2 separate regions of the Homo sapiens genome follow, and region 1 is linked to region 2. A link is a loop called in an ENCODE intact Hi-C map of the cell type or tissue named here. Cell type or tissue: GM12878. All regions are shown on one strand. Links, peaks and the distances in the headings refer to the core of each region. The heading gives the core; the rest is flanking DNA.

Region 1 (8,000 bases), core at 1-8,000, 74 kb before region 2:
TTTTCCTTCAGTAATAATCCCATCTCCTCCTGAATGATGAAAAGTTCAAGTTAAAATCAACTGAAAATCAACTGGTATGAATTTCTACATAAGTGTTACAAAAATCACTAAATCTACTCCTTAACTAAATGGATGGTCAGATCTACTAATGTGAAGTAATGTCAACTAATTTGAGAGTAAAGTTATCCTACCTTAACAAATTACTAGTTGATGCGCTAATTAAAATAAATAAATAAATAAATAAATAAATAAATAAATAAATAAAATAACCAGAAAGTAAAATAAGAATGGGGAGAGAAATCTAGCCACTTCTTACCACCTCTACCACTATAAGCCCTAAGAACCCAGCCACCATGATTTCTCATCTTGATTACTGCAATAGCCTCCTGATTGCTTCTCTTCTTCAAACTTTTCACCCTCCTACAGTTTCTTATCAAAAGTAACCAGAGTGCAGCTGCTAAAATCAAAGTCAGTTCATGTTACCCTGCTATTCAAAATCTCCAATAGCTTCTACTCTTACTCAGTGTTTCAGTCAAAATAATATTGACTATAATGATTTACAAGGATAAATTCCATCCATTTCCCAATTATCTCTAACTTCATCTCCTATTACTGTACCCATTCCCTCTGCTCCAAATACACTGGGCTTCTTCCTATTTCTCACAACTGCCACACATGCTCCCACCTCCGGGGCTGTGCACTGCTATTCCTCTGGCTGGAACAATCTTCTCCAGAAGACCGGCTTGCTCTCTTACATGCTTCAGGCCTTTGTTCAAATGTCAATTTCTCAGTGAGGCCTTACCTGGCCACTCTATTAAGAAGTGAAACACTGCCTTACTACTGGACACAAGTACTGCCTAATCCCCCTTCCTGTTTTATTTTTCTCCATAACATATAACACTATCTAGCACACTATATACATTTTATTTATTTATTGCATTTACTCTCTTCAACGAGAATATGATCCCCATAGAGGAAGAGATTTTTATATTCACTGCTGTATCCCAAGAACCTAGAAAAGCACTCTGCACAGAGTAGGCATGCAATACATATTTCGTATTTGTAGAACACATAAATGAGTAATATCCCCTAAAAAATCATAAAGTGAAAAGAGACTGCTTATAATATTAACAGTGAAAGTGTTAATTTATTTTAAATATAGATGGAAAAGATGGCCAGGCACAGTGGCTCATGCCTGTAATCCCAGCACTTTGGAAGGCCGAGGCTGGCAGATCACTTGAGGTCAGTTTGAGATCAGCCTGGCCAACAGAGTGAAACCCCCCCATCTTTACTAAAAATTAGCCAGGCGTGGTGGTGCACGCCTGCAGTCCCAGCTGCCTGGGAGGCTGAGGCAGGTTAATTGCTTGAAGACGGGAGGCAGAAGCTGCAGTGAGCTGAGATCATGCCACAGTACCATGGTACTGCAGCCTGGACGACGGAGCAAGACTATGTCTCAAAAAAAAAGTAGATGAAAAAGGCATTTTATTAGAATTCAAATATGTAGACTGACCTCTTCTAACATAATTTTTCCTAAACTAGAGATCAACGAAGGAAAGAAGACAACATTATCATCTTCTTTACTCATTTGACACTTAACTCAGGGATTACTCTGCCACAGATCTAACACTGTTATACCCACTGTGATATAGCTCTCGCAAATAAATTATGAGGGATGAAAAAGTGCTACATATGATTTTATATGATTAGTGGCCATTTCAATATTACTAGTATTAATGCCAATAATGGTAGTAGAGCGCTATCTCTGCATTTCTTCATGGTGCCAGGGCTTGTTTCTAGTAAATATATGTAAATAAAATTGTTTGTCTTTTACCATATCATGATAAAATGCCTATAAAGATTTTTAGCCAATACTGAAACTATACTTGGGATGGTCTGGCTTAAAATATAGGCTATGTGAGAAACACAAAATTTATTTGGGGAGACTCTGAGTGATGTCTCAAATAGGTGGTCAGCCTCCAGAAGAGCTAAAACTGAGGTGTTGCCAAGGTTCCTGTGCCTGCTAAATTGAAGAGCTCCTGGCACTAAAACAAACTGCTTTCAAATATAAGCCCCAAACTGCAGGTCAGAGCAGCAGACACTCCCTCTGCTGGTGGGCATCTGGGAATCACACTGTTTCCCACACAGCCACCTCTGGGGAGAGGTGCTACAGGGGGAACAGTAGTAGAAATATATTTATTTGACCAAGGTTTGTGATTCTTCTCAACAACAAAGAAAATGTCAACTCAACAGAACCGTGTTTCCTCTCAGCCTGTTTTCCCCTCTCTAACCTGCTGAACGTTACTCATTACTTCTTCTGCATGGCTCTGCTAGCATTTCTCTTTAGACCTGATTCTTTGCTTTTGAACCACTGACTCAAATCTTCATATTTTCCTCCTCTTTCTGCTGTCCTTTAAAAGTCAAAGGAACACTAAAATGTGTTGTTTTACAAAGGTCACCAAGAAAGGCCTGCCAATTATCTAATGGAATTAGGAAAAGATACCAAGCGAATCTTTCATATCATTTAGGCTACTGATCAGAAAAAATGTCACGTGAAGAACTCATCTACTCATTCACTTCTACCCATCAAGTGGAAACCTCATAGTTGAGAGACAGACTGATGAACTAGCCAGGAGAGAACAGTTACAAAGCTACTTACTAACAACCAGTTGTGAAACCTTGGGCAAGTCAATCTGGACTTTTGTTTTCTCAGAAGAATTCTAGTCTAAATGATCTCTAGAGATTCTTTCCATATCAAATATATTGTATATTCTAATTTGCTAAGATTCTAAAATGAGAGGTGGTAAAGCACTGTGGATAACAATATGGACTAAGAATGTCTGAGTACAAATCCCCACTCCAATATTTACTAGCTGTATGACATTAAACAAATTACTTGACCTCTCTTTACTTTCTTCTCCTCACAATTGGGATAATATTAGGTCCTAACTTATAGGGTTGTTATGAAGATTAAATATCATATCAATATATATATAAACTCATAAAACATTCCTATTACTATAATTTCATGGTAAGAAGTTCACACAATAGGCCGGGCGCAGTGGCTCACACCTGTAATCCCAGCACTTTGGGAGGTTGAGGCGGGTGGATCACCTACGGTCAGGAGTTTGAGACCAGCCTGACCAACATGGTGAAACCTCATCTCTACTAAAAATAGAAAAATTAGCTGGGCATGGTGGCGGGCACCTGTAATCCTAGCTACTCGGGAGGCTGGGGCATGAGAATTGATTGAACCCAGGAAGTGGGGGTTGCAGTGAGCCGAGATCGTGCCACTGCACTCCAACCTGGGCGACAGAGTGAGACATTGTCAAAAAAAAAAAAAAAAAAAAAAAAAAAATTCACGTATCAACCCAAAAAGACAATAGTGAAAATTCAGTATTTTCTGATGCCAAGATGCTATTAGGAACAAAAGCATACACCATAGGCTTACCTTTTTCTTACGATTTCCACTTTCGCGTTGTACTGCCTTCATTAGATGCACCAACCGATCTACAAATGTCTGTTGTGCAGCCAGCAAAGAACGCATAACTCTGACAGACTTATCACCCTGAAGGGTTCAAAGTGAGAAAAAATTAGTTCTATGTTGCGTAATGATCTGGATTTCTTTAACAGCATGGATAATCCTTATTCATATTTCTCACAGTTATAAACTTAAATAGAAAGCAAAACTGAAAAAGATTATCTTGATTCAAAAATAACAAGAAACCTCTTATCTTAGTTAAACACCACTAATCCATCCACAATCGAAAATTATCTGAGTCTTCAGCAAATACTGGTCTATCTACAACCGCATTTTTTTCCCACATAAACCATGTGACAAGATAGAATTCATTCATCCTAAAATACATTCACTCATTATTTGATTCAATAAATATCCGATGGCTTATGATGCAGAAATGTGCTAGACATATATACATGTATATGGCAGAAACAAAGATATAGATCTTCAAGGAACTAAAAATCAACTTTTAAAAAAAGAAAACTTCAAATAGCACCACAATATGTGCTTAAAATATAAGTCATAAAAACTAAATGCTATACGGTCCTATGTAGTGATTCCTAGTTCATAAAATATTATAAAATACATTTCTAATTTAATCTTCCCAATTACCCTGGTAAGGGAAGCTGGGTAAATGTTATCAACCTCATTTCAAAGATGAGGCAATTTAAACTTAAAGAAACTGAAATGTCTTCAAGGGTGACAAAGGCTGTAACAGAAACGAGATTAGAGGAGAGGACCAAAGGCTTATTTGCCAATCAGTTTGATGTTGAGAAGCTTTGGGAACGAATACAAAAGCTTAGTCTCAAAGTGTTTAATAAGATGTGATTTAAATTTTTAAAAGCATGAAACATCAAACAGATGAAAGATGCCATGAAATAGACTATTTCTGCGGCAAGCCACAGATTAATGTGTGGTAGCTTTCTTTTCGCTGCCCTTGCACCCTCTGCTGGCTAAACTGTGACACTGCTTTAAGAATCGAACACAGGAAAAATAAATCTCTTTTAAAAGCTGTTGAAAAGGCAAAAATACATTATATAAAAAGAATCTGCAATATGACCATTGCCAGATTTCTGGAAATGTACATAGCCTTGATAAGAAAGATACACAATAGAAAGGAAAATAAAAAAGCAAAGCTTTTTTTTAATTCCATGCACAGGTTTATTTCATTAAATTAGGGATCAAGAAAACTTCTGTAAAGGGTCAAAGAGTAAATATTTTAGGTCTTCTTGGCCATGCAGTTTTCATTCCAACTATTAAACTCCTATTGAGTACAAAAGTATCCATAGACAATATAAAAACAAATGAGTATGATTCTATTCCAATAAATTTATGAACACTAAAATTTGAATTCACATAATTTTCATGTATCACAAATTCTTCTTCTTCTTTTGATTTCTTTTCAACCGCTAAACCAGGCCAGGTATAGTGGCTCACGCCTGTAATGCCAGCACTTTGGGAGGCCGAGGCAGGTGCATCACCTGAGGTCAGGAGTTCCAGAATAGCCTGGCCCAACATGGCAAAACCCCGTCTCTACTAAAAATACAAAAATTAGCTGGGCATGGTAGCGGGCGCCTTTAATCTCAGCTATTCGGGAGGCTGAGGCAGGAGAATCTCTTGAACCCAGGAGGCAGAGGCTGCAGTGAGCTGAGATGGCACCACTGTACTCCGGCCTGGGTAACAGAGCAAGCCTCCATCTCAAAAAAATAAAAATAAAAATAAATATATAAAACCATTTTTAGCTCATGGGATGTTCCTAAACAGGCAACAGGCTGAATTTGGCCCATGTGCTGCAGTTTGCCAACCCTCACATTTAAGGGTTACCTTCAACAATGCTTGGCTGAATCTTCTCATTACGTTCAAGTACATCTCATGGGTCTTTGGATCTCTCTGCTGAGTATCTTGATCTTCACATTCCACTATCACATACCTTAAAAATAGTTTGAGCCATTCATGTGATGTGAAATGAAACTTAGATTCAGTTTGTAAATACTCATATCATTTCACTAAAACAGATTAATTTACATATGCAAAAATAATAAAATTGGAGTAATAAAACACATTTTATCATCACTTTTAAAAGTGAAAACTTAAAGAGGAACACATACAACCATCAATAAAAGGTAAACTAAGAGTGGTAATGCCTTAATTTGTGTAATATCCCAAATTTTCTAAAACTTTTGCCACCAAAACAAGCATTTTCTCCTATTTATGAGGTAGAGTATTAACATCCTCAGAAATCATCTAAGCTCACATATTTACTGAGTAACTCGAGAACAAAAACTATTATTTTCATAATCTGTGTAATACTTTGGTATTACATAAGACTCTCTTATTCTGAAAACCTCTCTGAAGCTATTCTTGTCACTTATATTTTCAAAAGATGAATAAAATTTTAAGTAATTTTTCCTTTCCCATCCAGTTTCCCGTTTTTCAAAGATCCATACATAATCTTTAACTTTCCAATTAAAAAACTATGGTTTTAAAGAGTAAAAGACATTTTAAATGTCTTCTTAACCCTCATCTGCTTATACAATTACAAAAATCATATAAGCAATGATCTGAATAAGACTTTATAGGTCTTCTAATCCAGTGTTTCTAAATGTTCCACTGGGAACAAACCAAAGCAAATAACAGGTTGGGCATGGTGGCTCACACCTATAATCCCAGTGTTTTGGGAGGCCTAGGAAGGAGGATCACTTGAGGTCAGGAGTTTGAGACCAGCCTCTACATTTAAAAAAAAATTAAATATAAGCCAAGTGTGGTGTCGCCGACTATAGTCCCAGCTACTAAGGAGGCTGAGGTGGGAAGATAGCTTGAGCCCAGGTGAAGCTGCAGTAAGCTATGATCATACCATTGCACTCCAGCTTGGGCAACAAAGGGAGATGATATCTCTCAAAGAGAAAAAAAAAAGTATCACAGCTTGATACACACAGCCACATATGCACACAGATGTATAAAACGGAAAAGTTTCACAAAGCAACATCCTGTGAGCAATATGTTAATATTTGCTATTCTGTTTATTTCATTTTTCTTTAAATACAAATGCTAGACTGTGAAACTTTAAATTACTTTCAGTGGATCATGATGATGTGTAGTTTGAAAACCATCAATCTCAATCAACTTGCTTGCTTCATCAATAGTGAAACTTAGAGGGGCTGTGTCTTGTCTATGGTGGTATGACTGATTGTAAAACTGAGATTGAAACCCAGGACTTTGGGCTCCCAGGTCAGACTTTTTTGATTTTACTAAGTTGACTTTCACACTGTTTTATCTTTAAAACACATGTGAAACTTTTCGACCTTCTTAACTGACAATGTTTCCCAAATCTCAAGTCACGGATGCTTATTATTATGCTTTCCACTATTTCTGGGAGAGTATACTCTGTATTCAGCCATTCAGATGGTCAACTTCATGAGAGCTGAGGGCTTACCTGTCTTGTTCTCCACTATATCTTCAGCACGTCCATGTCTAGCTCATAATAGATGCTCAACATATTATTAATACATTACTGTTGAATGAATAATTCCACTCTTGTGGATTTAGCTACTATCTCATTATTGATAATTTTCAAATATAAATACATATTCATTTTTTACATCTAAGGTCTAATCTTGAATTCCATTACATGACCTGCTTTCACATTCATGCACTCTAATTTTCAAGGACCAGATCCCCTTTTCAAGACACTGTTTGTCATTTCTAACTGAACACATGTAAAACCAAACTTATCACATTAAATTGAATTTTTTCTACCTCTATCGAAGGTACTAACAATATCCAAGGTATTTGGGCTAGGAATTCTCATGTAGCAGGGTTCACAAACTCCAAATTTTCTCAAAAGGCAGGCAGGAAACAAATGTTTGAATCACTTAAATAGAAGGAAAGACAGAGAAGTGGGGCTGCAGCCAAACCAGAGAACATAGCACTACCTCAAACTTTCCTTGGCACTCAGTTCAATTTGTGGTCCATGAATCTAAAGCCGAACATTAAAACAAAAAACAGCAGTTCTAAATGGTGAAACTGTCAATATGGTATTATTCAAATCCAAGCCATCCCCTTCTACCCTTCATTGTTAAAGTCCTTGATTATCTCCGTCATCTTAGGGTATTCAGCTTTTCCTGTGTTTATGCAGCAAACTTATTTCCAAATGAACATATAGCTGACCACAATGTAGGGGCTCACTGCTGTATCTTGCTCTTTCTGACCACCAAGTAAACACTATGGCTGCAGCCATTTCCTGTTATTGAAAATATATGTTGGCCGGGCGTGGTGGCTCATGCCTGTAATCCCAGCACTTTGGGAGGCCAAGGTGGGCGGATCATGAGGTCAGGAGATCGAGACCATCCTGGCTAACACGGTGAAACCCCGTCTCTACTATACTAAAAAAAATACAAAAAAATTAGCCGGGCACAGTGGCGGGTGCCTGTAGTCCCAGCTGCTCGGGAGGCTGAGGCAGAAGAATGGCGTGAACTCGTGAGGC
Region 2 (16,602 bases), core at 1-8,000:
TCTGCATACACCTTCAGGGGTTTGAAGACTTCCTGATTCCAGTTTAAGAATCTCTGATACAATTAAGGAATTCTGCTCCATTGTTTTAGGTGTGATGATGATGATACTGTAGTTATGCTTTAAAAACAGATATACAGAAATACTTACAGTTAAGGTGTTATAACGTTTGAGGTTTGTTACAAAATGGTGAGAATACAAGATTGGCCATGAGTTAACAGTAGGTATGTAACAGAAACTTAGGCGTTCACTGTATTATTCTATTTTTGTAGGTTTAAAATTTTCCAGAATAAAAAGTATTAAGTATATATATATATTTTTTATGTGTGTGTGTATATCTACATACACATACACACATATCTATATACATATATATCTATATCTATATACACACATATATATATACAGATAGATAGGCTAGATAGACAGACAGACAGACAGATATCTCTCCACAAAGACTACTGAAGAAATTACACCATTAAAATACTTGGTTTCGATATGGCCAGATCACCAGAGTTCAGGCTTCTGCTGTTTGAAAACCCTTTCCAGCTACACTGGGTGACACCTGGGACACACAGGGTTGAACCCTCTATGGCACAGTCTGGCTGTCCATGTGGTCACATCCTGTCTTCCATGAACACTCCTTCCTTAAAAGCATACAGCCTGTGTATCCTACACTGAGCCTACCAGAGTGCTGAATAACACTCGCTGATCAAACATCAGAACTGCACTACATAGTCTATCAAATAAGAAGTGTCAAGAAGTCAGATTAAGGATCCACAATACTCTTCTGAAAAAAACAGGAACTTCATGTTCATTATATTTACCCTGCATCTTGACAAGGTCTTGCTAATGTGCCATGCTGAATAAACTATGAATCTAAATAAATTAGTTTCATATGTAAAATAATAATAAAAATTTTATCTGAACCGATGGCAATAGATCTATCTCTAAAAATCTGAGCTCCAAACATCAGGTTGGACAATATTTCAGACTATCCAGAAGTATTTATGCATTCAAGAGCACAGGATGGTAAAGAATTTTAAAATGCCACAGACGTGTTTTTGTTTTTGGTCATGTAAATCAGTCAAGTGCTTATCAAAATGTCAATATGCTAACTACAAACATAAATCCATTTCTATTTCAATTGCAGTTATAATACTGACATGCATAATACTTTATCTGAGTATGTTTCTACTTCAAATGATTTGATCAATGCCTATAGGTATTAAGAAATTCCTCTATAATCCTACTAAATTATACTTGCAGCATCCATAAAGAAAGGTAAGAACAGTCTGTAACATACCATATGCCACAAAAAAACTTACTTCCATCTTGTACTAAATGCTTTGTAGGATGTTCTCACTGGCAAGGCCAAAGGCTTCCCTTCTGCAAAAACTTGACAAGTAACATAAAGATCAGAGCATGTCTCTTGATATAGTCCTGAGAACTTCAACATTGGGTCTTCCAGGACAGCTTTATAACTCTTTTGTTCTCTCTTCCCTTCCAAGCTTCCTCTGAAAGCACAAGACCAACAATGTTTCAGACATGAATTTTTTAAGCATGTACATATATACATAAGTACTAAGCATGTACATATATGCTTTAAGCATGTACATATATGCATAAGTACTAAAAAGTTTACCTTTGTGTTAAGGTATGCTACCTAAACAACATTTTCCTGTATATGAAATTAATGTCATTTTTATATATGATAAGGGTTTCTTAAAATCCTAACATACCTAATATCAGTCCCATCTTCATCAACACATTTCTCTATTTTATACTTCTGAATTTTAAACGCTGCCATTGACCCTTGATCTACCCTCTGGAAGTCACCAGCTTTCTAGGCCTTGGTTTCATTTTCTTCATTTCAAGTTGACCACATATTCATCTATTCTTTCAGGAAACATTTACCATAGTGGACAAAGAAGCCCAGAAGAAAGAAAAGATAAGCAATACAGTATTACAATAAAATATTAAGTCATTGCTTCTGGGGAAAAAAATTTACTTTTAACTGCATGTTTTTATTCTACTCTTTCCATTTTTTTCTTTTACTATGCATATGCATTGTCTGATCATTTCTTTAAAACAGTGGTATAAGTCATAAATAGATATGCACAGGATACTATCACAGAGGGAGGAACATTTTTTAGACATCAAGATTACATCAGATACTGTGCCAGGCATTTTATATTTTCTTTCTTACATAATTTTCACCATATTCTCATTTTATAAATGAGGAAACAGAGACTTATAAACTAAACTCCTTATCCACAGTCACAACGTAAGTAACAGAGCTGAGAATAAACACTAGGGCAGGGAGGCCAAAGCCAATATTCTTCCCATTACAGTAAGATAAATCAGAGTCTCAAGAGTACTTAGGCTGGCATGGGGAAGGGACTTAGTACCCCAGATAGATGTCTGAAATGATCCTGAACAATGCATGAGAGTTGAAGCAAAAGAAGCAGAACGTCATCCCAAAGGGAAAGGAGACAGAGTGAGACCCTGTCTCCAAAAAAAAAAAAAAAAAAAAAAGGGACCGGTTTTTTTGGCTTTTTCTTTATTTTTAATGTTCAAACATTTCAAAAAATGCATTCATATATCCAAGAAATACTGAGCATCAAGCTGAAGGAAAGCCCTTTATCAATATTGATCCTGTATAAACTACTAGTGGTGTATGCTATGGAAAATACCTTAAATGAGTGTATAAAGTATCATACAAAGGTACAAGGTGGTTGTTGACATATTACTTTTACCACCACCACCACAAACTAAAAAGTAAAGTATTTGTCAGCGAATAAGGGACTTCTGAAAATAAAATGAAATGATCATTCAAAGGTACATCAGACAACTGAGAAAATTTATCTATCACTTACTGCAGGCCTTTGACCGACACATATTTGTTGAATATTAATTGAACATACACAAGAAATGTTTATTAATTATGGATGATGCTATGGTCAATAATTTGTGATAGCTTTGACAACACTCCTACATGACCACCTTAAAAGGGACATAATTTCCAACTCTGTCTTGTGCATCCCTCGTCATTATACCAGTTCTATTATCCTCATCTCAAGATATCACGCCCTTGACCTTTACTTCAGCCGTGGTGCCCCAACGTTTTCCTGCAAAGACTCTTTTCTCCTATCTTCTTGGTACCTTTGAAACTGGAACCCTCATCTTCGACTTACTCCCAACTTCCCTGACTAAACACTGCCATACTACCCAAAGATTCACTCTAGGCCTCTATCACCTCCCGTGCTAATACACCATGTGCTCATCTTATTCTCAACTATCGCATCTGCCTGTGTCTACCTCTCCATAATTTCTGAAGCCTTCATTCCACCCTACAAGCCCCGTTCCAAAATAAAGATCGTCCTCTTACTTACGACGAGACTTGATTTCTTAATTTACAATGAAATAGTAATAAACTCTCAAAAGGCTGAACAGCAAAAACTTTAAAGACTGTAAAATACAGCGGAACTTAAGGGCTATTCCTACTGCTGTGCTTCTCACGGAGACCACGTATTAAATCCTTTTCCAAAAGAGCCCCTCTCCACGATCCACTCTCTCGCGCCTCCCTGGCTACAGCCCTCACAGCCGCCCCCAATCTGGGCCTTGAGACGAGTCACGTACTTTCTGCCTCTCACTCCCAACAGGCCCCTGCCCCCACGTCCCTACGCCCCAGCAATCCCACTCCCTGTCCCGAGTGTTCTCTTACATCTTAAGCTGGACGTTGATATCCAGGTCACAACTATAGATGTAGTGAAACTTCTCTGCTTCCCCCATCGCACCGTCTGCAAAGGTACCACCTACAGCGGGAACTTAGGTACAGGAAAAACAACATAAATGAACCAGCTGAGCCCCACAACACGGAACTTCCGGTTCCGCCCCCGCCAGCAAGCCGCCAATCCACGCCCGGAGCGAGTTCCGACGCGGCGGAACTCCCCGCCGAAACAACCCTTCCGCGCATGTGCACAAGGCGCCCACCATCTTGCTTAAGGGCAAATGTATACGGGAAACGGCTAATCTGGTTACATTCCAGTTTTCCTGTCTTGACAGCACTTTTTTTTTTTTTTAAAGAAAAAGAGACGCTATCATTTGAGCTTGAGCTGTACCTAAAACAATACGAAAGAAAATTCAATTCAAAAAGAATTATAACAGCTTTCACTGGCTGCCGGCTAAACAGGTTACAAGCACAAAAATTGGAATTTTGCCAGGTTTAAATTCCAGTGGCCTTCCCAAAAAGTGTAGCACTAATTTGCTATCTCAAGCAAGGATTTTCTCTTTCTGCTCTAAAGAGTAGGGAAAGGACTAAATAGAGAATAAATAAATCTGGGTTTCATGTTTGGTGTTGTCAGTATTCATGCTACTTTGGACATAATACTTGCGTGCATGTTTAAACTGGGAATATTCAAATTCAATGTAGTTTCAAGCCCTAACCCAAGTTAGAATCTAGAGGCCTCCTGTAATAACTACAGAACACAGATCTCTAAACCCTCTGAGCTCCTATAATGTTTGTTTTTATAATTATTATAATCTAAAATTGTAATACTCCCTTCCAATTAGATTGAAAACTCTTGGAAGGTAAGACCAGTGTGCCATTTACTTCCGTGTCTTGCCCCGCTAGCTGTCTAATGCATTGCTGAGTTTAATACTTCCTACTTACTGGTTATTAATGATGATATTGAATGAAAGTCTCCATTTTCTATGCCTTTATTTCTTTTTTTTTTTTTTTTTTGAGATGGAGTTTTGCTATTGTCGCCCAGGCTGGCACCATCTCGGCTCACTGCAACCTCCATCTCCTGGGTTCAAGCGATTCTCCTGCATCAGCCTCCCAAGTAGCTGGGATTACAGGCACCCGCCACCCAGTCAGGCTAATTTTTGTATTTTTAATAGAGATGGGGTTTCACCATGTTGGCCAGTCGGGTCTCAAACTCCTAACCTCCAGTGATCTGCCTGCCCTGGCCTCCCAAACTGCTATGTCATTTCTTTTTTTTTTTTTTTTTTTTTTTTTGAGACAGAGTCGCTCTGTTGCCCAGGCTGGAGTGCCCGTCTCTCTGTTGCCCAGGCTGGAGTGCAGTGGCGCGATCTCGGCTCACTGCAAGCTTCACCTCCCAGGTTCATGCCATTCTCCTGCCTCAGCCCCCCAAGTAGCTGGGACTTCAGGTGCCCGCCGTCACGCGCGGCTAATTTTTTGTATTTTTTAGTAGAGTCAGGGTTTCACCGTGTTAGCCAGGATGGTCTCGATTTCCTGACCTCGTGATCCGCCCTCCTCGGCCTCCCAAAGTGCTGGGATTACAGGCGTGAGCCACCTCGCCCAGCCTATGTCTTTATTTCTAAGTGCTGCATTTTAAGACGGACATCACTAAAGTATGTGCAAAATGGCGTAATTAGAATGTTGAGGGATTAGAAAAAAAATATTTCCAAGAAAGGGTGAAAGGTGTGGAGCTGTTTAACCTGGAAAAGGAAAAAAAATGGCTAATGCAGAATGTTTTACACAAAATAAGTTCTCAAAAATATTTATGGAGGCAAGAAAAGGATTTGGGTAGAATAAAGAAAAACATGATAGTTATCCTCCTATAACTTAAAGTTTAAACAAAAAGAGCACCTTTGATTTGTTCCTAAGAATAACTGCCACCAATGGTTGGAACTTACAGGAAATGTAATTTCAACAAACAATACAAATTGAACTTTCTAATTATCACAGCCATTCAACAGTAACACTGTTGTCACAAGTACTCTGTTTAAGGCATAACTCCAGCAATGAGTGTGAGGTTTGATGTGAAACCTCAATCTTGAATAAAATATTGACAATGTGTAAAGGAGTAAATTATCTGATCCCAGTGGTGAATAAATTACTTTCATTATGTAATGGTATTTAATGTATAAACCTAAGATAATATTATATACATATACAACCAAACAAATTTACAAATTAAATATAAAAACTTCAAATTAACAATCTTAATATAATAGTGGGATTTTTTACGGAAACTGTTGTTTGCAAAATGATTATGGAATATAGTGTTGGCTACTCTTACAGGACTGATTCTTTGAAATTCAGCACGTCTATACTGCTATATTCCACAGGGCAATTCATTTTTCTAGACTCTTTTTCTCTATTCAAATAACTATGAACTCTTCATGAGTGTAACCACCATGATGTATTCTGGCTTTATCTTGCCTACAACACATCTTTTTGTTTTAAGCCTGACTTTGTCCTTTTCTCATTAGCTCATAACAATTAAAGTAATACTGATTGTTTCCAAAACAGTTGCAAACACAACACAGATAAAAGCATGAAAATCAAATGTCAGTACTTAGTTATAAGATATTCATTCACAGAACCCAAAATAGATTTAACTTTTTAAAGATTATCAAGAGAAAAAAATAACATTAAAAATGTATTATAGAGGGATCTCAGAAAACTTGACTGTAGTTGTATTAAATATGTTAATACATCAAGGAAAACTAATGTGCCAATAAGGAGCAAGATTTTGGTAAGTCATGGAAGCATGGAAAGAATTATTATAGAAACCAAAACTCTCAGTGCCTTTTGTACTGTAAGTCAGGGAAGTGTTGGTTGGTAGACTTGAGTATCAGAATTCAATTAACAAGGCCATCTCTATAAGAGAAAAGGAAGCCTTAAGCATCTTATTTTGAAAGGAGAGGAATGATTTTTTCCTTCCCATGTGATTTTCATGAATCATGAATATAACATACGCTCATAATTATGGGATACAATTTGCATTGCAAGAGTCCACGGTGGCCTGTCTGCAGAAAAATAACTTACAGAAATAGGTGTTTTCTTGGTGTGGTAGGCTCTTCCAATGATTATTATATGATCCCATATTTAATTTTCCCTTGGAGTTGCAGTTTTGGCTTTGTGCTTCTTTTGCCACCTTGTTTCAATTTCTATTTTAATTATTCTAGTAACCAGTTTTAATGATGGCTTAGAAATGTGTTGATTGTGCCCCATTTCTTCCTTCCTTCCTTTCTTTCCTTCCCTTCCTTCCTTCCTTCCCCCTTCCCTTCCCTTCCCTTCCCTTCCCCTCCCTTCCCTTCCTTTCCTTTTTCCTGAATCGAAGTTTTGCTCTGTTGCCCAGGCTGGAGTGCAGTGGTGCAATCACAGCTTACTGCAGCCTCAACCTCCTGGGCTCCAGCAATCCTCCCACCTTAGCCTCCTGAACAGCTGGGATTACAGGCACGCACCACCATGCCTGGCTACTTTTTAAATTTTTTTTGTAGAGATAGGGGCTTACTGTGTTGCCCAGGCTGATCTCGAACTCCTGGGCTCAAGCAATCCTCCCTCCTCAACCTCCCAAAAGTTTAGTATTACAGACGTGAGCCACCATGCCTGACCTCCATTTCTTCAATTGCCCAGGACTGACATAATGATAATCAGGTTTATTTTTGCCAGTTTCTATAACCCAATTTATTCCCTTTGCTTGGAAATTTTTTTAAATGCACTGATAACTTTACAAAGCAACAGTCTGTTACTGAGCTCCCATCAAGAATAAACAAGTATGATGCTGTGAGATTAAATCTATCTCATAATTCCTTTTTTTCTAATTAAAAAATGCCTTTGTGAGTTTTCTAATAACTGTGTTTTAGAACTCAATCACATGCTAGAACAGACAACAGTGCTAAGGCACTTGAAAAATCCTAACTAATAATTCAAAAGTCTTGGCCATTTCTCAGCTGACAATGTGAAAAAAAATGGGCTTAATGAATATCCATGAATGATCCTAATGCAGGAACCCCCAAGGCCTGGGTCGGGGGTTCCATTCAAAAAGGTAATTTATATAGCTGCAAAAGGGAAAGAATAAAAGCATAAGTTATTCTGAAAAATAATAAAATTATACTTGCATATGTGTTCCTTTGTAATATCTCTGTTACATAATAACAAAGCTCCCTAGTCTTGGGCATTTCTTTATAGCAGTGTGGAAACAGACTAATAATCTGGGTTTCTTATTGTGTAAGCAATAATTATGTTTACAAATTAAGCCACTTTCATTTTTTAAAAATCTTTCTGTTACATACAGCTGGAAGCATATAATTCCTAACACGGTGTTAAAAGGTTTTTCATGTTCTGGCTCATGTGGTACTGTTCAAGCTCTCTAGACTTAGTGTAGTCAAGAACTCTAGGCCCTATCAAGTTTAGACCTTTTAAAAACTGTGCTAGCCTCTGGGAAAGTCTCCATTTTTCTTCCTGACTCCTACCAAAGGAACTTCTATTAGACTTATGCATTGCAAGCCTAAGATTACTCCTTCAAGGAAGCCTCTTCTGATGCCACCTTCCTCCCACAACACTAGTTAAACCAAGTCATTCAAAAATCTATTCCTCCTCGTATTCTTCTTTCACAGCACTTCCAAGAGTGTCTGTCATAATAGTTTGGTTGATTGCTGTCTGACCCACTAGACTGTGAGCTCTGTGAGGAAATGGTTTGTGTCAATTTTATTTACTACTTTTTATGGATTGAATGTTTGTGCTCTCCAAAATTTACATGTTAAAATTAAATCCCTGATACTAAGATATTTGGAGACAGGGCCTTTAGGAGGTAATTAGATCTTGAGGGTGGAGCCATCATGAACTGGTTTAGTATCCTTATGAAAGCTGGCCAGAGAGCTCTCTTGCATTCTTGCCTTGTGAGGATACAATGAGAAGTCAGCAGTCTGCAACCCCGAAGAAGGCCTTCACCTGAACCCAACCATGCTGGCACCCTGATCTCAGACAGCTAGCTGCTAGAAATGTGAGAAATAAATGTTTGTAGTTTAAGCCCCCGCCCCCTTACTATGGTAATTTGTTATAGCAGCCTGAGCAGACTAATACACCACTTACCGTATTGTCTACTTTAGTTCCTGGTGTAGAACACATGTTGAAAATAAGGAAAGTAGGAAATAAAATAGTACTTGAAAAACAACTATCTTTCATGTTAGGTGATTTTCCATGTATTATGTTATTATTTCAACAAATTCGTGAAGTAAATGTTATTACCCTATTTTACAGAAAGTAATTGTCAGGTGGGTTGGATGATTTGTATATGAATAATAGCTAATCATAGTGGCAAAACAGTTATATATGACTTCAGAAGGCATGACATTTTTATCAAACTATGAGGGAATGTTTCAGACTAATCCTGAACTTTTTATAATAGAAAATGAATGATTACTTCCAGTATTTTTTTAGATTCCTTGGTGTCATCAAGCACTGCCATTGGTCCCTCTGCCTCTTTATAGATGATATTCTTAGGCAAGCATCTTGACTCATTGCAGATTAGCCCCATGCAGAGAGTATATTTGGGTTCACTCAGCATCTTGCAGGTCATTTATTTATTCAACAAATATTTACTAAGTGCTTAAAATATGCCGCCAACTACAGCAGCAGTATACTAGACATTGGCCTCTTCAATCTCACTAGGGAGAAAATAGCTTCCCCTTCTGTGTGTAGTGCTTCTGTTATCCCTCTGTGTATGTTTTCTATGTCCTCATGCAACCTATCCTATCAGATCATAGGTTATAAATAATTTTATTTAATTTTTCCTGTAAATATTATGGGATGACAATGACTTTATAAACATTTCTAAGAACTCAACAGTTATCAGGAAACCCATTGCAATGAGTGTATCTTCAGCCTGCATTATGTTTGATCTGTAGTTCTGGTCTGTGTTGACTCTTACGCTTTTACAAGCTTCACAGGACAGAGGTGCTGCTACTATTTGTATGGTACTTCTTATTGCCTGGATCTGTGTGCAGTTGTACTTGTGCATGAAAATGCAATCATTGAAAGGTTACTGACCAACACTCAGACTTGTGAGTCTATAGGCAGCAATTAGTGGCATAAGTAATTCTCCAATCCCTGGCATCATTCTAAGTTACTTTACCACCTGTGCAGATTCCATAAGTGCCCAGGGAAACAGTGACAGAGGCCCGAAGAAGCAGGAAAGATCTTTACTGTATCTTAGGAATTTACCTTTAATAATAATAAAAAAGAACAAAATGCTTATGTAAACACTAAAAGACTAAACCCTGGAATGAAAAAAAAAAAGAAAAAGGAAAAGGGACAAAAAGAAGAATTGTTCTCTGAAGAATCTGCTTGGATTTGACCTGTGGATTAGTTCAAGAATTCTGAAAGTTAACACTCCTCTCAAGAAGAAAGAAGTGCTTGTTGGGCTGGAGGTCAGATATGGGAAGAGAACAGAGAAAGACTCAAATGAAGAGAATGTACGTAACAAATAAAACACTGGGGCTTCCATCTTCTCAGAGAAGCCACTCAAACCAAGGTGAAGGAGTGGAACTCTGTCTCTCTTTCTGTCTAAAGACGAAAGAAAAGTGTTCTATACCAGTGCTCTTCACAGCAATTAAGAGGAAATGGAGGCTTTCCAGGAACTCATAATACGTAGAATTGGAGCAAAGTTTTAGTTGTTTTGAAATTATTACTTTTTATGTGTCTCTCAGTGTTTGTTTGAGGATATCATTTCTGAATAATATCCTCTCTCTTATCTATATTCAGATTGTGTCTCTATATTCACCTATGGTGGTATAGTTGATTCTTATTCCTTGTGGTAGGTATGTTCTATAAAGTCACAGTAAACACTGAATTAGCAAATACTGAACTGCTGCTAGGGGCATATAGGATTACATTCCTGCCAGTGTCTGGTAATAACATTTTCATTAAATAATAAATACGTAAACGTGTTTTCTGTGTTTTCATGTAAAGGGATTTTATTTAATATATATTGTTGATTTATTAACATTGAACTCATGCACAACAGCACTATAACTCACACCTGAATGAAGCCTATGTACCACAGTTTTTCTCCATAAGACACATCACAGCTTTCTTGCACTTAGAAACACCAGAGGGCCCTTCTATCACCACGTTTACAGGATGTTTTAAACGAAATCACCCACGAAAAGCATAGAAATGCAAATATATATGGCTGGGCACAGTGGCTCACACCTGTAATCCCAGCACTTTGGGAGGCGGAGGAGGGCGGATCACGAGGTCAGGAGATCCAGACCATCCCGGCTAACACGGTGAAACCCCGTCTCTACTAAAAATACAAAAAATTAGCCAGGCGTGGTGGCAGGCGCCTGTAGTCCCAGCTACGTGGGAGGCTGAGGCAGAAGAATGGCGTGAACCCAGGAGGCGGAGCTTGCAGTGAGCCGAGATCGCGCCACTGCACTCCAGCCTGGGCGACAGAGTGAAACTCTATCTTAAAAAAAAAAAAAAGAAAAAAAGAAATGCAAATATATGGCACTGAGTAAACCTCCCGAAATACACTTATATATAGTATGAGAGCCGAAACAAGAAGGCAGAATCTCACCTTGTTTGGCCTCAGCTGGGAACATGCACATCAGACTTAAATTTTTCCCTCTGCCTCTGTGCACATGTCCACAAATGGCCACAAGTATTGATTTTGGCGTTACAAATAGATTTTAGTGAGCAGTTGAATTAACAATTATGGAATCTGTGAATACTGAGAATCGACTATATTTATTCTTAGAAAGAAACGAAGAGCTCTCTAGACCAGTGTGCTTATGATTCACTAGGGAATCTGACTAAAATGAAGATTCTGATTCAGTAGGTGTGAACTTATTCAGGACACCTGAGAGTTTGTTTCTAATGAGTGAGCCTAAAACTGCCTTGAGTAGTGCTAATCCCTATTTCACATTCCTTTTCATTTAGAGACACAGAAATTGAAACCTGTAGAGACTAAAGTAAATTGTCGGGGTCATGCTGATAACAATAGAGTTGAAACTTGACTACAGTTTTCCAGAAGACTTCATAGAGGAGATGGACCTCTGTGATGCTAACAGACACCAAGTTAAATTAATGATTAGGGCATCCTAGGAAGCTGTGACCTGCTTTGGCTGTTCTCTGCTGTTTCTTTCTCCATTCCTTTTCCAAATCTCTTTGAGTTTCTTGAAGGCTACCTCTAAGATATGGCGGGTCTTAAGACTTCTTTAAAAGAAACAGAGTTCTTTTCAACAACTCCATGTGGCAAAGAAAAAAACATAAAAGAAGCAGTTTTCTGATAGGATTTCTAATAAGCTCAGATAAGAGTTCATTCCATTCTTTCCATAATGCCTACATTCTACTACATAGCCCAATGAGTTTGACCCCTCCCCTGTTCAAAACCCTTCAATGGCTAATCACACGTGATGGAGTAGAAATTAAGTCTCCTTGCTGGGACCTCTTCATCTTCCACATTCTTTCTTTAGCCCCCTTTTGGGGTATTGTTTTCTACCACTTCTCAGCCTTGGCTCTCTGCTTGTGTTCTAGTCCACTGCAGTTAGCTGTGCAACTCGTATTTCACCACATATCTGTTGCTTATGTTCTATAGTCTCCCTAAAAAAAAATATTTCTTTTCCTCTTAGTGCCACTTATGTCAAGAATCATTCTCATTCCATTCAGCTCTCCTGGATCTTCAGTCACAAATTTTCAAAACTACTAGATATCTTTAAAAATCCTACATTTATTGGCATGGATATGTATGTGCATTTGTTATCTTGTATAAGTAGCCTGGAGACAAAATTAATTTGTCTTTGTATTTTCCACAGCATAATAACATGCACATTTATTATTGTACCTGCATTCATTAACTCTTTCAACAACTATTTATTTGTTCAAATCTGCCAAGGGCCAGCCATAGAACTGGAAAGAAAATATTTAATAGACACATGTAAAAATAGCCTCTGCTATTTCTGAATTACAGCTTCATAGGGAAGACAGAAAGCTAAATAAGTATAGTGTATCCTCATTATTCATGGTTTCTGTATTCCTGAATTTGCCTACTAGCTAAAGTTTATCTGTAATCCAAAAACCAATACTCAGAGTGCTTTCAGGGTCATTCACAAATATGTGCAGAGCAGCAAAAAGTTTGAGTAGTCCGACATGCATATTCTTAGCTGAGGTCAAACAGGGCGATGCTCTACCTTCTTGTTTCAGCCCTCATACTCTAAGTCCTTTCACTTTAAGTGTACTTTCAGCAGTCAATGTAGTGCCACTTTTTTTCTTTGCATTTTTGTACTTTGTGTTGGTGATTTCACTGTTTAAAATAACCTTCAAATGTACTACTGAAATGCTGTCTGGCATTCCTAAGGGTAAGAAGGCTGTGATGTGCCTTACAAAGAAAATACTTGTGTTTGATAACCTTCATTCAGGCATGAGTTATATTACTGTTGGCCATGAGATTGATGTTAATAAGTCAACAATATATATTAAGTAAGGTGCATGTAAACAGAAACATACATGAAATAAGGTCACATATTCATTGTTTAATGAAAATGTTGTGACCAGAGGCTTGCAGGAATTTGATTGTGTATTTCTCCTAGGAGCAATGGTTCAGTATTCACTAATTTAGTATTCACAACTGCTTTTCAGAACATAACTACCACAAATAACCAAAGCCATCTATAATTAGTTATGATAAGTGTAGAAGGTGATATAATATTCCGTGGGAGCACATCAGAATGGTACTTTACATTTGTTGGGGGCAGGTGCAACAAGGAAGGCTTTACAAATAAAGAAAGGATGAAGCAGTGATCTGAAGATGAGTAGAAGTTAACTAGATGACTGGGGAGAAACATAAATGGGGAGGAAGAAAGAAAAGCATTCAAGGCAGAAGGAATAGCCTGGATACACCAACAGAGGATGACTCAAAAGAAACACAACACAGTGAAAAGGGAATGTATTAGTTAGCTAGGACTGCCATAACAAAGTACCATAAACTGAGTACCATAGCAATAGACATGTATTGCCACATTACTCTGGAGGCTGGAAGTCTAAGATCAAGCTATTATCAGGGTCAATTCCTTCTGGAGACTATGAAGAGGAATCTGTTTCATGTCCCTCCCTTTGCCTCTCGTGGTTTGCTGGCAATCTTATGTGTTCCCAAGTTTATAAATGCATCATCCCGATCTCTGCCTTCATCTGCACATGGTGTTCTCCCTGTGTGTCCTTGGGTCCAAATTTTCCCTCTTTATAAGGAAACCAGCCATATTGGATTAGGCATCCACCCAACTTCAGTATGACCTTATCCTAACTAATTACATCTGCAATGATCCTATTTCCAAATAAGGTCACATTATGAGGTAACTGTGATTAGGACTTCACCATAAAAATTTGGAAGGGGACATAATTCAAAGAGGGAGGAAACCCACAAAAGAGGGTGGAAAGTTAAGAGAAGCTAGTGGTTAGGAAATAACTCTAAAAATTTTGGACTTCAGCTTGTAACTGAAAACCCCATTTTAAAAGGGAAAAAAGAATTGTTTATTGATTTATTTATTTATTTTTCTTTTGCTTTTTCAGAATTATTATTTTTTTACTTTATTCCTTTTTACCCACCTCCTACTTACCTCTTTAGGAAGGCAATTATAAGCTTTACCTTCTCTTCACCCAACACTCCCTCCATGTCAAGCTTGTGTACGTGTTTATTTAGAAGTTCCAAAGACCAAGTCTTGAGACAAACCAGGTGCCCCTAGAACTCTCTCACACCAGGAGATTGTCTCAGTTTACAACCTAGCTCTGCCCATGATACAGCAAGACAGACCACTCCATAGGTAAGGCATCCTAAGCAAGTCATGTAGACCTTGCACCTCCTCATCCCTCCCCTACATGCCATTCACACCAAGCCCCCCTTTAAAAGCCCCTGCTTTCTGCCCCAGAAGCTGAAGTGGTACCCTCAAAGCAGGAGGCTGTACTACTTCTCCTTGGCTAGCTCTGGAATTAAAGTCACCTTCTTTCTACCAGACCTCACACTTGTTAATTGGACTCTGCAAGCAGCCAGTAACCAGACCTGTGTTAGGTTATAGCCCTAAAGGTAACGTAAATAAAAATATGCTTCAGCGGGGAACTACACATTACCTAGTGACTCTTTTGGCTTATATGATTCTAGTCTTTCGTAGTCTTTGAGCTATTTTGTCACTTTGTAAAATTGTAGACAACTAATAACAACACAAAATAATTCCTATAGACAATTCCAATTGACGTTTTTCCACTACCTTTGGAAAAACCAGTTTTGCCTTAATTTGTATATCATTTTAATATTCCTGAACTAAAGATATCAAGAATAGTCTTTGAATTCTCTTTTTGACTTTTATGACATCTAACTGGTTCCAGTTCCCTTATTGATTAATGAGTAGAATGAAATTGTTAACATGTATGCATTTTTATATCTGTGTGAAAGTTGTCATTTTATCTTTTTGTAAGAATTATCTTTTGTAGCAACATGAAGTCTTCAATGAGTGATATATCAATATATGAACAACTGCATAAATAAGTCAGGTTGCATAGCAGGTGAACTCTCAAGAGGCAAGACAGTTTAGTTCTAGTTAACAACCAAGCTAAGAATGACAATTCTGAACTTTATCTGAGCCATGTATTCCTGGAAAATAGGGATGGTTAAGAAGACTCTCACTCTTTGTGATCTGGGAAAATGGCCACCATGAACAACCCTTCCCCCATGACTTACATAAAACTTGCTAATGAACCTCTTTTTAACGATCACAAGACCAGCCACAGACCCTTCACATTCCCATTATTTGTTTCATAAATGATTAAACTGTTTGTCTTTCCCAAATCAGCGAGACACAGAGATAAATATTTTCCCTCTATGCTGACTGAGACTCTTCCTGATTATAAAATGATTCCAACTGTAAAATCTCCCCATCTATAACTTGTTTATTCCTCCCTATATAAGTCTAAGGTGAAACCATTCTGCCAAGAAACTCTGGTCTTCAGACCTGAGGTGTTCTCCCTATTGCAGTAGCCTAAATAAAATCAGTTTTCTGGCCCCACAAAGTGGTGTGTGCCTGTAATCTCAGCTACAAGGCAAGGGAATCCTTGGAGAACAGGAGTTCAAGAGCAGTCTGGGCAATATAGTAAGACCCCATCTCAAGAATGAATGAATAAATAAATAAACAAATAAATAGGTAACAGTTCCAGGCGCACTTAAAAAAATCCAGTTGACAACAAAATGTAGCTAAAAAATGAATAAATAAAAAGTTTTTGGAAAAGATCAATTTTCTTAGTTGTTTGGGTCCCATATTCCAAGTTTCTCCAAACAGAGCTGAAGAGAAGTCTAGGATGTAGTTGACAATTTGTGGGTTCAGTGAAATTATTTCCTCTTCAACCTTTGTTTCAGTTTCAGCATAGTCTATTTGCTTTCCCTTTTCCTCTTTTCTACTCATAGTTTCATTCTGGAGTTTTTACATCTATTGATTAAACATATTATCATTTGGGCCCTCTGCAAAGGGATTGACTTCTGTCTGCACTATAACCCTCTGATAAAAATAAAAGATGTCTTAGTGGATTTAACTATTTATAAGTTAAACTAAAATAATTTAAAACTATATGAAGAAAGAAATATTTTGAAGGCAAAATTATACAGCATGCTATTTTTGTCTTTAATGGTTCTTGATGCATAGTTATTTAGTATGGTACAAATACATGTTGAATGCATTTTAGTATTTACAATCCCAGCCAACTTTAGTATTACTGTATTGGAAGTATTTTTCCATGCAATGCACAGAAGCTGTGGATTCCCCCTTTTCTTTCTTTCTCTTTTTCCTTCTTTCCTTTTTTCCTTC

The links. Hi-C counts contacts between places; a loop is a spot of excess contacts. Peaks named below come from ENCODE experiments on the same cell type or tissue, not always from the same donor. Only the 100,000 strongest peaks of a DNase experiment are listed, where the experiment ranks them.
Region 1: a loop joins it to region 2, with 2.5 times the contacts of the local background. A loop is called at or near these places in 5 of 110 quality-filtered maps.

The regions. Positions count from the first base shown.
Region 1 is chr18:42,024,890-42,032,889 of GRCh38, reverse strand. It overlaps PIK3C3 (phosphatidylinositol 3-kinase catalytic subunit type 3), which reads right to left. Exons shown (of 25, transcript NM_002647.4): 14 at 5,342-5,447; 15 at 3,449-3,565. Among named protein-coding and RNA genes, the nearest start is that of PIK3C3, 74 kb to the right of the region's middle. In GM12878, for the core only: CTCF peaks have their summits at 2,105 and 4,460 (motif pointing left); a DNase peak (open chromatin) is centred at 6,729; H3K4me3 peaks cover 288 bases; H3K27ac peaks cover 2,094 bases.
Region 2 is chr18:41,942,482-41,959,083 of GRCh38, reverse strand. It overlaps PIK3C3 (phosphatidylinositol 3-kinase catalytic subunit type 3), which reads right to left and starts at 3,850. Exons shown (of 25, transcript NM_002647.4): 1 at 3,725-3,850; 2 at 1,326-1,514. The coding sequence starts at 3,792. RefSeq lists an enhancer at 3,893-4,072. In GM12878, for the core only: no CTCF peak of the experiment used is centred there; a DNase peak (open chromatin) is centred at 3,963; H3K4me3 peaks cover 3,012 bases; H3K27ac peaks cover 2,501 bases.